2 separate regions of the Homo sapiens genome follow, and region 2 is linked to region 1. Evidence: chromatin contacts called from ENCODE Hi-C data. All regions are on one chromosome and are shown on one strand. The core of a region is the stretch at or near the end of the contact, and the rest is flanking DNA. Distances in the headings are between cores, read along the strand shown.

The links. A loop is a pair of places that touch in the nucleus more often than their neighbours do. Pooled maps may share reads with other maps.
Region 2: a pooled map shows a loop between it and region 1 (2.3-fold over the local background). The contact joins the promoter of TACR1 here to the enhancer-like site in region 1. A Hi-C loop is called at or near these places in 3 of 50 pooled maps.

Annotation. Positions count from the first base shown.
Region 1 is chr2:75,096,356-75,102,523 of GRCh38, reverse strand. All of the region lies in intron 2 of TACR1 (tachykinin receptor 1), which reads left to right. Among named protein-coding and RNA genes, the nearest start is that of MIR5000, 8.6 kb to the right of the region's middle. Within about 2 kb of position 2,768, at least 2 of the 41 ENCODE cell types and tissues checked have a DNase peak (open chromatin) inside an H3K27ac peak, as active enhancers do.
Region 2 is chr2:75,195,902-75,201,694 of GRCh38, reverse strand. It overlaps TACR1 (tachykinin receptor 1), which reads left to right and starts at 2,175. Exons shown (of 5, transcript NM_001058.4): 1 at 2,175-3,149. The coding sequence starts at 2,761. The region is part of intron 2 of TACR1-AS1 (TACR1 antisense RNA 1); the gene reads right to left.

The sequences.
Region 1 (6,168 bases), core at 1,519-4,018:
GTCTTCCCATAACCTAACACTTACTGTCAATGTTCAGACCAAGATATATTTTAGATCTGAAAAAAAAAATTTACTCTATTACAGTTAGAACCTTTGGCTTCAAATAATAGAAGTAAGATCGTGTATCAGTTAGTTCCTGCTGCGTAACAAATCATTCCGAAACTTAGTGGTTTAAAGTAACAACTGTCCATTTAGGTCATGATTTTGTGGATTGCTGGCTGCTCTGGTTTGTGCCAGCTCAACTGAATTCTGTGGGAGTGTCTCATATGTCTGCAGTCACCTATGGGTCATGTGGCTGCTGGATAACCTAGGAAGCCTTATTCACTTATCTTGTACTTGGAAGATTGTCAACCAGGATGACAGAGGTAACTGAACCATGTGTTTCTCATTACCCAACAGGCGAGTTTAAGCTTCTTTATGGTGGCCTGAGTTCAAAAGCAGGAAAAGAGGACAAACCCCATGGCACTAATGCTTTTTGAGCCTCTGCTTATCTCACATATGCCAGCATGCCACTAGTCAAGCAACCCATATGGCATGTCTTTATTTTTATTTTTTTATTTTTTTATTTTTTATTTTTGGAGAGACAGAGTCTCACTCCATCACTCAGCCTGGAGTGCAGTGGCACGATCTCGGTTCACTGCAACCTCCACCTCCAGGGTTCAAGCAATGTGGCTCAGCCTCCTGAGTAGTTGGAACTACAGGCATGTGCTACCATGGCCAGCTAATTTTTGTATTTTCAGTAGAGATGAAGTTTCACCATATAGGTCAGGCTGGTCTTGAACTCCTGACCCCAAATGATCTGCCTGCCTTGGCCTCCCAAAGTGCTGGGATTACAGGTGTGAGCCACCGTGCCCGGCCTTTATTTTCAATTGCCAAAGAGAACCTAGCATTTATTTATCAGGTGCAGTTCCAGAATCATGATGACGATTTGCCCAATGTGAGTCAAGAGCTCACTCCCAAAGTAATCTACAGTGGAGCTACCACTCATGAGCTATGTGACTTTGGCAAGTTACTTTTTACTCCTCTGAGCCTCAGTTTCCTCAATATGAAAATTAGGAATAATAATATTACCTACATCATGAGTTATTGTGAGGATTAGATAAAATATTGTATATAAAACCCTTAGCACAGTGTCTGGTACACAGTGATCATTCATCTACCTTTAAGATGCTTTATTTATTAGTATTACTAATATGGAAAGTCTTGAAGTATCATTAATGAGAGGACTTATTAAAAAGATGCTTACATCATTTTTATTTTTTGCTTCATCTCTATTATTTTTATCTCTTTCGGAATATCTTCTTATTAGAAGCTAGGATTGCTGAGAATCTCACTTCTATTTCTATTATATTCTTATCTTTATTTTCACCTTGTTTTCCTTTTTCTAAAATATTCTCAGTGAATAATCAACTTGTCCTCTGCCTGACTAATTCAGTTTTCTGCCGTGTCCAACATGTTATTCATCATTCTTTTTTTTTTTAATACAGCAACCACATTTTTCATCATGGTTGTCTGGGTATAGACATTGGAACTCATTTCATGGAAGTCTCCTTTTGTTTCTTGAAGACAGATGTTATTAAGTACATAAATTAGCTATTTCAACAGTATTTTTTTCTTATAGTAATCTATTTCAGGGGACACATTTATGTTACCAAAAATATTCAGTGAATTGAAGGTTGCATTCTTCTGAACCACAAAATTTCCTTATAGTTACCAAGAACATTATTTTTTGACTTATTCTCACAATGAGAGAGCTATGGCTCTGCAATGTGATTTATCATTTTATTCATTCACTTAGCAAATATTTATGAACCCTTACTTTATAGTACGTACTATGCTATAGATAAAACAATGACCTATCACACTCGTCACCTTAAAGCTCTTAGAGTCTACTGCACACTTGGGCAGGGAAGCAAGCATGTGGATACAGTAGTTAGTGCTGCAATAAATCCACAGTGCCATTCATTACCACAGAGTCATGAAATGCTCAACAGACCAAGATAGTAATCAGCTGAGTCCTGGAGGTTAGATATGAGTTAGTCATATGGCATTTGGAGGATGAGGGAAGCAAATCAGTAGGCAGAGTTTGTTGGAAAAAAGAATTCCAAATCGAGACAACCACATGCACAAAGATTTGAAAGAGAGGTTATAATTTATGCCAAAGAAACTAAATTTAAAAATAATAATTGCTAGCATTCATTATGCACCTATGATGTTCCAGGCACTCTGCCAAGAACTTTGCATGCATCATCTCATTTCATCCCCTCAGCAGCTCAAAGTGGTAGGCAAATTGTCCAAGTGCTCCAGCAAGTATGTGGCAAAACCAGAATCTGAACTGAGGGAGTCTGTCTTTGGAGCTCACTCATTAGCTACTACATCATCCTGCCTCTCTGAAAAAACTCAGCATGGCTATGTGGAGTGTGTGATGTGTGTGGGGGTGTGGGTGGCATGGTAGGTGAGGAAGAATGGGAATAAGGGAAGAGATCCCAGGCTGGAAATCATAAAGAGTATTGTAGGATCACTGAGTTTATGCTTTATTCTAACAATAATGGGGAATAAATGCTGGAAGAAGACAGTGGTCATGAAACGCCTGTGAAATGCATCCCAGTGGACATATGTGTTCTGTGAGGTCTGAGGTATGGATATAAAAACGTGAGTCATAAGCTCATAGATGGATTTACAACCTTGGGGACAGATTAATCACCTGGGGAGATCTGGCTGAAGAAGGTCTAGAAAAAGCCCTGAGGAAGTCGATAGAAAAGGAGGACTTGATAAAAGGGGCTGTGAGCCAGTGGCCAGCAGGGTAGGAGAGAAACTAGAGGTGTGGTGTCTGAGAATGCAAGGAAAGGGGCCTGAGAATCTACAGTGACATCAGTCAACCTGGCCGCGCAAACCTCTCCCTGGGTTCAGCCTCTGGGGCAGCTGTGGGCAAGAATGTGGGTGGCTGGATTCATCTCAGCCTGAGATTTTTATCAGATGAGTATCATAGAAGGAGGAAAGAGTAAGGGAATTGGAGGTGACTTGTATAGGAGTGATTAGATTGATGGACAAGGAAGGAAAGAAAACATGAAGAGTCTGAGGAATAGGAAGAAAATGTCAGGTTCAGTGAATGTGAGTTTCCACAGAGAGAATTGTAACAGCAGAGGTACTCAGGCAAGTGACTTGGGAGGATGGACATGGTATTTATGGACAGGATGTTTTAAAAAGTCATGCATATCCCAGGTGTGGCCAGGATGCAGATAACTGATGCAAAAGAGAGAAGGAGCTCACTGGAGATGAGGAGTCTCAGCACTGAGATGCCAGAGTGCTGGGTGGTCCTCCTCAAGGAGGATGAAGTCACTGGGGTGAGACAGAGGCTGGGATAGTGAGGGAGGCTCCGAGCCAGAGCTGAGGTCCTCAGTGATCAGGGAAGAGTGACCAGGAGGCTGGAGAGTGACAGCAGCAAGTGAAAAAGAAGATGTGGCAGGATATGTGCTCCTCAGAGGGGTGGCATCTGACAGGACACAAGGGGAAGTGGTCTGGAAGTGGCACGGAGGAGCAGGAGAACCCTCACTCCACCTGCTGGTTCTGAGGGGAATAAATGTGAGAGCAAGAAAAGAAAAAAAAAAAAAGCCTTAATTTGCAAGAACTACAAAGAACACATATTCTCAGGAAGCAGCCAGAGTTCTATTAAGGCTGGAATTAAAAAGAACATTCCTAAAATTTCAAGTATTGACAGGAGATTGCCTGCCACAAAGCAGGAACCCAAAGGCAGAGCAGGAGAGTTTGAGAGGAAAGTGGGAGAGACTGGGTTAGCTAATGGGACCAACCCAGAAGTTGGGGGATGAGAATCCACTCCTAGAGCAAGCTGGATGTGGTGGTGAGCAAGGCTGGTAGGGATGTGGGTTTCAGGGACTGAAGCCTGGAAGTCTCTTAACAGATGAGAGTCGCTCACTTCAAGGCTTTGTGGTCCTCAAGGATTGGCCAATATTGAGGCAGCTATTCTCAGAGGTCTCTCTTCATCTTTCTCATCAGACAACTGCTCCCTCAGGCATCTCCAAGAAATATTTCTGGGATATTTGAGGATGAATTTTAAGGTAAAAAAGATAATTTTCTATGAAAAACTAGAAACAAACCCAATGTGCCATGATATGGTCTGGTTTGATTATGCATTAGAATATTCTATATTCTAAAATGAAAACATCTAGGACAAATTTGTGATAACATGAGAAAATGCTCATGTTATGTTTGGGTAAAAAAAGGAAACAGAACTGCAGTATGGTAATGACAATGATGTAAAAACTAAGCACTAAAAGCAATCTATGCATAGAATTGTCTTTCTTTCTTGAGAATGGAATATATCAAATTATTAAGTCTTTTTGGAGAATGAATCTGTCTCCTAGTACTTTTTTTCTCTCTGCATCTGCCCTGCATTTCTACGATCTTCAGATTTTCTATGGTATGTGTATTATTTTTTAACAGAATGTGTGGCATATTCAGCAGTGTGCCAGAGCCAGCTGGCAAAAGCCAACTGTGCACATCTCTTCCCAACTCCATGTTCAGTGACATCACATTGTATTTTGAAATTGTAATTAGCTATAACCCAAGTATTGACACCACAGAATGCTACAAACTGGGGATGTTTTTCTTTTCAAAGAGCCAAGTGTTACCAGCATACCACTGGCCTTGTACTACCACCAGGAACAGGTAAGGATTGGAGAGACCAAATGCTCCATTTGTCCTTACCTTAATGCAGATCCCTAGGGAGGAGAGAAATCACTTGTTCACATTTCAGCTGAGCAAGAGAAAAAAACAAAATATCTCTTGGATTTAAAGAGTAAATAATAGTTGCCTCAAGTTTGGGTGACCCTGGGCATGGACAGTGGTCAGATGCTCACCCCAAGACTGAGAATAGGAAGGGTGCCTGAGACTGGCTTAGCCTCCCACAGTCTTCTGTGATGACTCTTCTGTGATGATCTGTCACTGTCATTACTTTTAACATGTTGAGCCCCATGATTTTGCCACCTATTTAAAAAGATCCAGGTTGTCTCTAATCCTGAATGTGCCATTTATTAGGTAAGAGAAAGTTTAGGTCAAGTCTCCAAATACTTATGTACTTTACAGAACAGAAATAGTTTCACCACCTACAGTAGGAAAAAAAAAAAACTAATGAAGAAATGGTGTTGCTGAAAACCCAGAGTGGGAAAGGATCAAAGAAATGTTAGCAAGTTATTTCACCTAGTTCCTTCATTGTAGAACATTTTTTAAGTACTGTGTACCTACTCAGAACAAAAGACTGAAAAAAAACACTTCGCTATCTTTATTTGACCACATTTATCACTCCCATGAAAAATTAATTGACTGTTTAATTGTGGTCAGAAGGCACCTACTTCTATTCTTCCCACCAAATGCACAAGGAAATGGGGAACTTGGGCTAGTCTCTCAGAAGTGCATGTGGTAAAGAGGAGAGAAAAATAATACTTAACTTTATGAGGCAACATGCTATAGTAATGTCATTTTCCAGGATACAAGAGACTTGAACACATTATCTGACTGAATGATGGAAGTACTGGAAGATACAAGAGAGATAGGGGTTGACTGTTGGAGCAAAGTCCTGAAAGAGGTGTAATAGAATGGGGTGTGAGCCCACATGGAGGGTTTGGCCCTGGGTCTGAGGAGGATCTCATCTTCCACTGAAGCAAGAGAGAAGAATGAGTGGATGTGCAGAGGTAAAGAGAGAAGTTGAGATACCTATGTTGGAAGCTCTCAATATTCTCAGTGAAGTGGGAGGCAAGGTCACTGACAGAAAGAAGTGAGAAGGTTCTGGAATGTATACCATAAACAACATGGGAGGGTGTAGTAAGGCCCCAGCTGAACCAGTTTTACAGCTATGCATTCATGATAACAAACAAAATCCAGATATTTGCAAAGCTCTAAATATGTACCAAAGTGTCGTTTACACATCTGCTCTCTATTTGCACAATAGCCCTGTACAATACAAAGTGCAATTATCATATCCAATCTTATATTAAGAATACAACACAAAGTGATCAAGAAATTTACCCCAATACACACAATTAAATTTATCCATCACACAACTGGTGATGCCAGGATTTAAATCCAGATCTTCCAAATCCAAATCTGGCACCCTTTCATGCTACCAGGGCATTTTCAAACTGGACTCTGAGT
Region 2 (5,793 bases), core at 926-3,425, 100 kb before region 1:
GTTTAGGTTAGGTGGCCTCCCTCTTCTCTCCTCACTCAGGGCTTAGTACCTTTGGTCATCATAATACCGCCCATTTTGTATGGTTCATTGCTTCTTGTTTGTCTTCCTCCATACTGTAAGTGCTTGTTCACCCCCCAGCCCCAGTGCCCAGCACAGTACCTGCTTCAAAATATCAACTTGCTGTACTAATGGAGGATAAATGGATTAATGTTTACTTTTTAGCTATTTCATATTTATTTTATATTTAGCTCTTATTACATATTTAGATTTTATTCGATTAGCTTTCTTTTTCTCCCTTAACCACTGAATAAAGTTCCTTTTGAAAACGTCAGCCTGGCTCTAATGGACAGGGAGAAAAAAGAAAAGATAACTTTAAACAGCTTGGAAGGAAAATTAAAGATAGAGAAGTTTCCCCTCCCCCCTCCCCCACCCTCCGCATCCCCTTCCCTCTCCCTTTTCCTCCCTCTCTCTGTCAGCTCTTTGAGATGGTGGAAGCCTCAAGCAGAGATCCAAGGTGGAGGAGGCATTCCCTTCCACAAAGAAGACCTCTTGTGCAGCCGCTCTAAATAAAGGGACGCTGTTCTCTTGAAAGCATCTCTAGAGTTTTCTATGCAGTGTGTTTACGGGTGCCTAGGAGAACCTGGCAAAGCAATGTGCGGTTCCTATATACGCTAAAATCCCAGGCTCCGAAAAAATACAGAGTGAAACAGCAGATTCTCCTCCCCGGCGTGGGATCCAATTTTTGCCCGGCATAAGTGTATAGTAAATTTCCCAGCCTTAAAGCACTTCCCGAGAGATGCTTTGAGCGCTCGCGGTACCAGTGCGTAAACGCCGCTCCCCGGCTGGCGCGGGTGTGCGCCAACTCCAACCTGCGCGCAAGTCTGCCGGTGCGCGCTCCAGTCCCACAGCTCCGAGTCCCCGCAGTGAAAGGAGGGGGCGGTGCACCGGGGTAGATGGGCCCCTGAGGACTCCCGGGGTTCAGTTTTCCGCGGAACTCTGCCTGCAGCAGTCTGGCGGGAACGTGCTGCGGAGCTCATCCCATCTTGGCTTCTCCAAAAGGGTTTATACGGACTGGCGAGTCTTTGCCCTGCCTCCTCCAAGTGTCTGGCACCAGTTCTACCGTTTGAAATGGTCTTGGACTGGGATACGAGGCCTCAAAGTCAGAAGACGGCAGGGCAGGATGGAGGCGGGCAGAGAAGGCTGGCTGACCTGTCCTCCAGCCCCTATGCAAACCTGGAAGGGGAACAGGGAGAAGGACCACCGATGCCACCCCGAGCCCGGCTCTGGCCTGCAGGCTTGGCAGGCGCGGAGGCGGAGGCTGCCAGGTCCCCGGGAGGCAAACGCAGCGCCGCAGTGATTGCTGGCGGAGAGCCCAGAGCCGCGCGTCTGAGCGACAAGCTGCCTATGAGTGTGGCTCCTGCGCTCACCAAGATTCGCAGGGAGCTCAGCCCTGTCCCCAGTGATTGAGCAGAGGCTCATCCAGAGGGGTCAGGTGGAGGGCTCAAATGGAGCTTCTCCTGGAACGAGGGGCCAAGTCACCAGGGTGGCTGAGGAAAGTGTCCTCAAAGCTTAGAGACTGTCACTTCCCAGGTGAATCAGCTAGCCAGGTAACTGAGCTAGATATTTTGTGGGGGTGTTTCCTAAACACAGCCTCAGGAAAGTTGTTTTCGGGACACCTGGACCAGGGAGTCGTCGCCTCTGGCTTCTCGGTAGCTGGAGCGCGGCCCGGAGCGCGGCGCTGGCACATCGCCCCCACACATGACCGTTTCCCATTGCCACAGGCAAGCCGCCTCTGCAGAGCTGTCTCAGGGCTCTGGGCTTCATTCCCTGGAAGTTGATTGTCCTCCACTCCAGCTGTTTCCCAAATCCTTCCTTCCTCCCAGCACCCCTCGTGCAACGACGATTCCAGCTGCGGACCGCATCTGTGTCAGTTACTTCCAAGCCACCTACTGCCCCCTCGCGGAGTGCGTGGGGCTCCCGGCTCGCAGACTCCCACGGCAAGTAGCAAGCAGCAAAAGGCGTGGTAGCTGCGGCGGTGGAATGAGACAGTTGTCAACAGCTGGCGCAGCTGCCGCGCTGCGCACCGGGACTGGCGAGTACGCAGCCCAGGTACTGCCCCTTCCCAGTGACGTCTCTGCAGGGGGTTATAAAAGCCTCGTGCGCAGCTAACTCGCGAGCTGAGCAACCCGAACCGAGAGGTGCCCGCGAAACTGCAGGCGGCGGCAGCGGCAGCAAAAGAGAAGGAAAAATCTCCAGCTGGATACGAAGCTCCAGAATCCTGGCCATAGGCTCAGAACTTTTACAGGTCGCGCTGCAATGGGCCCCCACTTCGCTCCTAAGTCCTCACGCAGCACAGGGCTTTGCCTTTCCCTGCGGAGGAAGGAGAAATAGGAGTTGCAGGCAGCAGCAGGTGCATAAATGCGGGGGATCTCTTGCTTCCTAGAACTGTGACCGGTGGAATTTCTTTCCCTTTTTCAGTTTACCGCAAGAGAGATGCTGTCTCCAGACTTCTGAACTCAAACGTCTCCTGAAGCTTGAAAGTGGAGGAATTCAGAGCCACCGCGGGCAGGCGGGCAGTGCATCCAGAAGCGTTTATATTCTGAGCGCCAGTTCAGCTTTCAAAAAGAGTGCTGCCCAGAAAAAGCCTTCCACCCTCCTGTCTGGCTTTAGAAGGACCCTGAGCCCCAGGCGCCAGCCACAGGACTCTGCTGCAGAGGGGGGTTGTGTACAGATAGTAGGGCTTTACCGCCTAGCTTCGAAATGGATAACGTCCTCCCGGTGGACTCAGACCTCTCCCCAAACATCTCCACTAACACCTCGGAACCCAATCAGTTCGTGCAACCAGCCTGGCAAATTGTCCTTTGGGCAGCTGCCTACACGGTCATTGTGGTGACCTCTGTGGTGGGCAACGTGGTAGTGATGTGGATCATCTTAGCCCACAAAAGAATGAGGACAGTGACGAACTATTTTCTGGTGAACCTGGCCTTCGCGGAGGCCTCCATGGCTGCATTCAATACAGTGGTGAACTTCACCTATGCTGTCCACAACGAATGGTACTACGGCCTGTTCTACTGCAAGTTCCACAACTTCTTTCCCATCGCCGCTGTCTTCGCCAGTATCTACTCCATGACGGCTGTGGCCTTTGATAGGTGAGATTAGCCTTTGTGAAAAGGCGAGAAAGTGCTCATAGAGGACCACGGCATTGCTGTGAGGTTTGGAACTGGGTGGGGTATGGGTCAAGTGGAAGATTGGCCACTCTGAGGGTTTTTTTACTGATCAACTGAGTCATTTGTTGATGGGGAACTTCATCTTATGTATTTCAACTTTTTTTCCTCTTTTTTACCCATCACTCTCTCTCTTCCTTTCAACACACATCCCCCTTTTCTTCATTTAACTCCCCTTTCTTCATCTCTTCTCCACTCATCTTCCTGACACTTTCAACTTCTGCTTTGCTCCTTTCCATATATTCCTTCTCCCCTTTACCCTTGCAGGCTGCAAACAATACCTAGGGTTTGGTCAAAGGACTAGACCCTGGAAGGGGCTTTGTAAATTCCTCCAGGCCTGTTTTTCTGTCAGACAGCCTCTTGTTGCCTTCCTGTTTTAAGTACACCTAGAGGATTCTGGGACTTTCTGCTCCCACTGCAACTCTCCAGTTTGTTGTTGTAGTTGTTGTTGTTGTTTGGTTGGTTGGTTCGTTGGTTTGTGTTTGTTTGTTTGTTTGTTTTGGATGTGAAAGAGCATTTCATCAGTATCATAAGATACTCAGAATTCTAATGCAGTTTACTCTGTAATGCTAGGAATTCTCATTCAGGAATGAGAGACAGTTATGCTATCCTTAAGAAACTCCACGGATAGGGATCCAGGAAGCTTACCCAAGAGGTGTTCTAAATTTCTCCTGCAATGTAAAATGTATGTATTTAGCCTGTCTCTATCCACAGAGAAACATGCTTGGCAAAGGCATTTGAGAGCTCTTCTGTTCCGGCAACCAACAGGTTAGGGTTCCCAAAGCTGACTGAAAGTGAAAAGGTTGGCATTTCAAACACTGGGGATGGTATTCTGGAATGAATGGCTCTTCAGGTAGCATGATGGAAAATTGATTATTGGAGCACAGCTCTGTTGGTATTGTCTCCTTTGTGAGTATCTTAGGTCTCCAATGTGTATGTCTATGTGTGCACAGGTGTTAAATGTTTACCTGGGATGTGAAAGTATGCTTAAAACACCTACCACTGTGATTTTAAAATGGAGTCTTTTGATGTCCTTCCTGAGATAACTGAATGTGAGAAACCCAAAGAAGGAGCTAGGAGAAAACTTCAAAAAAAATTCCAAACTACTAACCCTCTTTGCATAAAGATTGTTTATAACTTGCAAATTATTAGAAGTCTTTTTTAGCTCCTGTAGTCAATGAACACTTTTAAAATCAGGGAAATCTTCATTTCCATCCTTTGCAGTGGTGTCCAAATACTGATTTGTTAGTTCCCTGTACATCTCTCTATATGCAGCTCCTATGTGCTTACTATGTTTTATGTAAAACAAATTGTGGAAAATCAGTTTGTATTTTAAATGTAGATGGTAAACCAATTACTCAAAGTGGGAGTGAAATGAATTATTTTGCAAATTTATCTTTTGTACTACACTGGTTTTCAGATATTCAGTTTGCTGAAAGTGAGGTACACCTGTAAATCTTTCTGCATTGACATGCTCCTTTAATCTCATAACAGCTTCCTTAAACTTAAAAAAGTCGATAGCATGATATATAAGTGAATATCAGGGTAGTGAAACCTGATGCCAGTTCAGCCTTACAAACACTCTCTTGATGCCCCCTAAATTAGAGGGCAAGTTTTTTGGGGGGTTTTGTTTGTTTGTTTGCTTTTTCTGCACTGGGGCTTTGCACAAGCTCTAGGAAGACCTGTCAGTCAGTGTGAGCTGGAGCATTCAGTAGCTGATGGAGCACCAGCAGACAGCTCTCTCTTTTGGCTTACACAGAAACATGTTCTGCAGCCCTGATCTTTCCTCTGGAACTTAGAAGGTTAGGGGTGGGGATGAGAGTCAGAGTCCGCACAGTGGATTGGGCAGGGAGCCAGATTTCAGCTCCGTTGTTGTTTTTCTCTAGGTAAACCACCGCAGAGCCCCGACCCTCTGTGATACCTGCTCAGTGAGACCAAAAGGTCTCGGATGCCAGAGCTTTAGGAAATGACAGCGACAGGGAATGTCACCATGTTTCCAACATGCAGATACAGCCCAGGGAGGTTACCAATGGCATTCCTAAGATTAGAGTTCAAGGTAGAATTAGGGATGAGACTTCAGGTCTCTGTCTCCATGTCTGCCAAGTGCTCCTTCTATTTTTTCTTGCTCAGCCTGGTGAGCACACTATAAACTCACCCCCTCAGGCCTTCCAATGAATATATTTCCTGCATGTGTGGTCATCCATTCTCTCCCAAGAATGTATTGGAAAGAAAGGGGGCTTTAAGTCCTCTCCCTGTAAGTTATCTCCCTTTTCTCCAGCATGGAAATGCAGACTTAGAGGAAATATTAAATCAGCTGTTTGTATATTCCTTGAATTTTTAACAGACAACCTTTGAATCAAGTCTTTAAAAATAACAGCAATGTGGCTTTCCTGATTGTAAAATTAAACCTGTTCACTGCAGAAGACTTGGGAAATATGAAGAGCACAAAAATCCAATCCCCCTTACCTAACCGACAAGAAGCAACACCTGCTAACCTTTGAATTTCTCTTTTATGACTATTATACTACATAATTGAGGTTAGATTCTATATAATTTTGTAGCCTATATT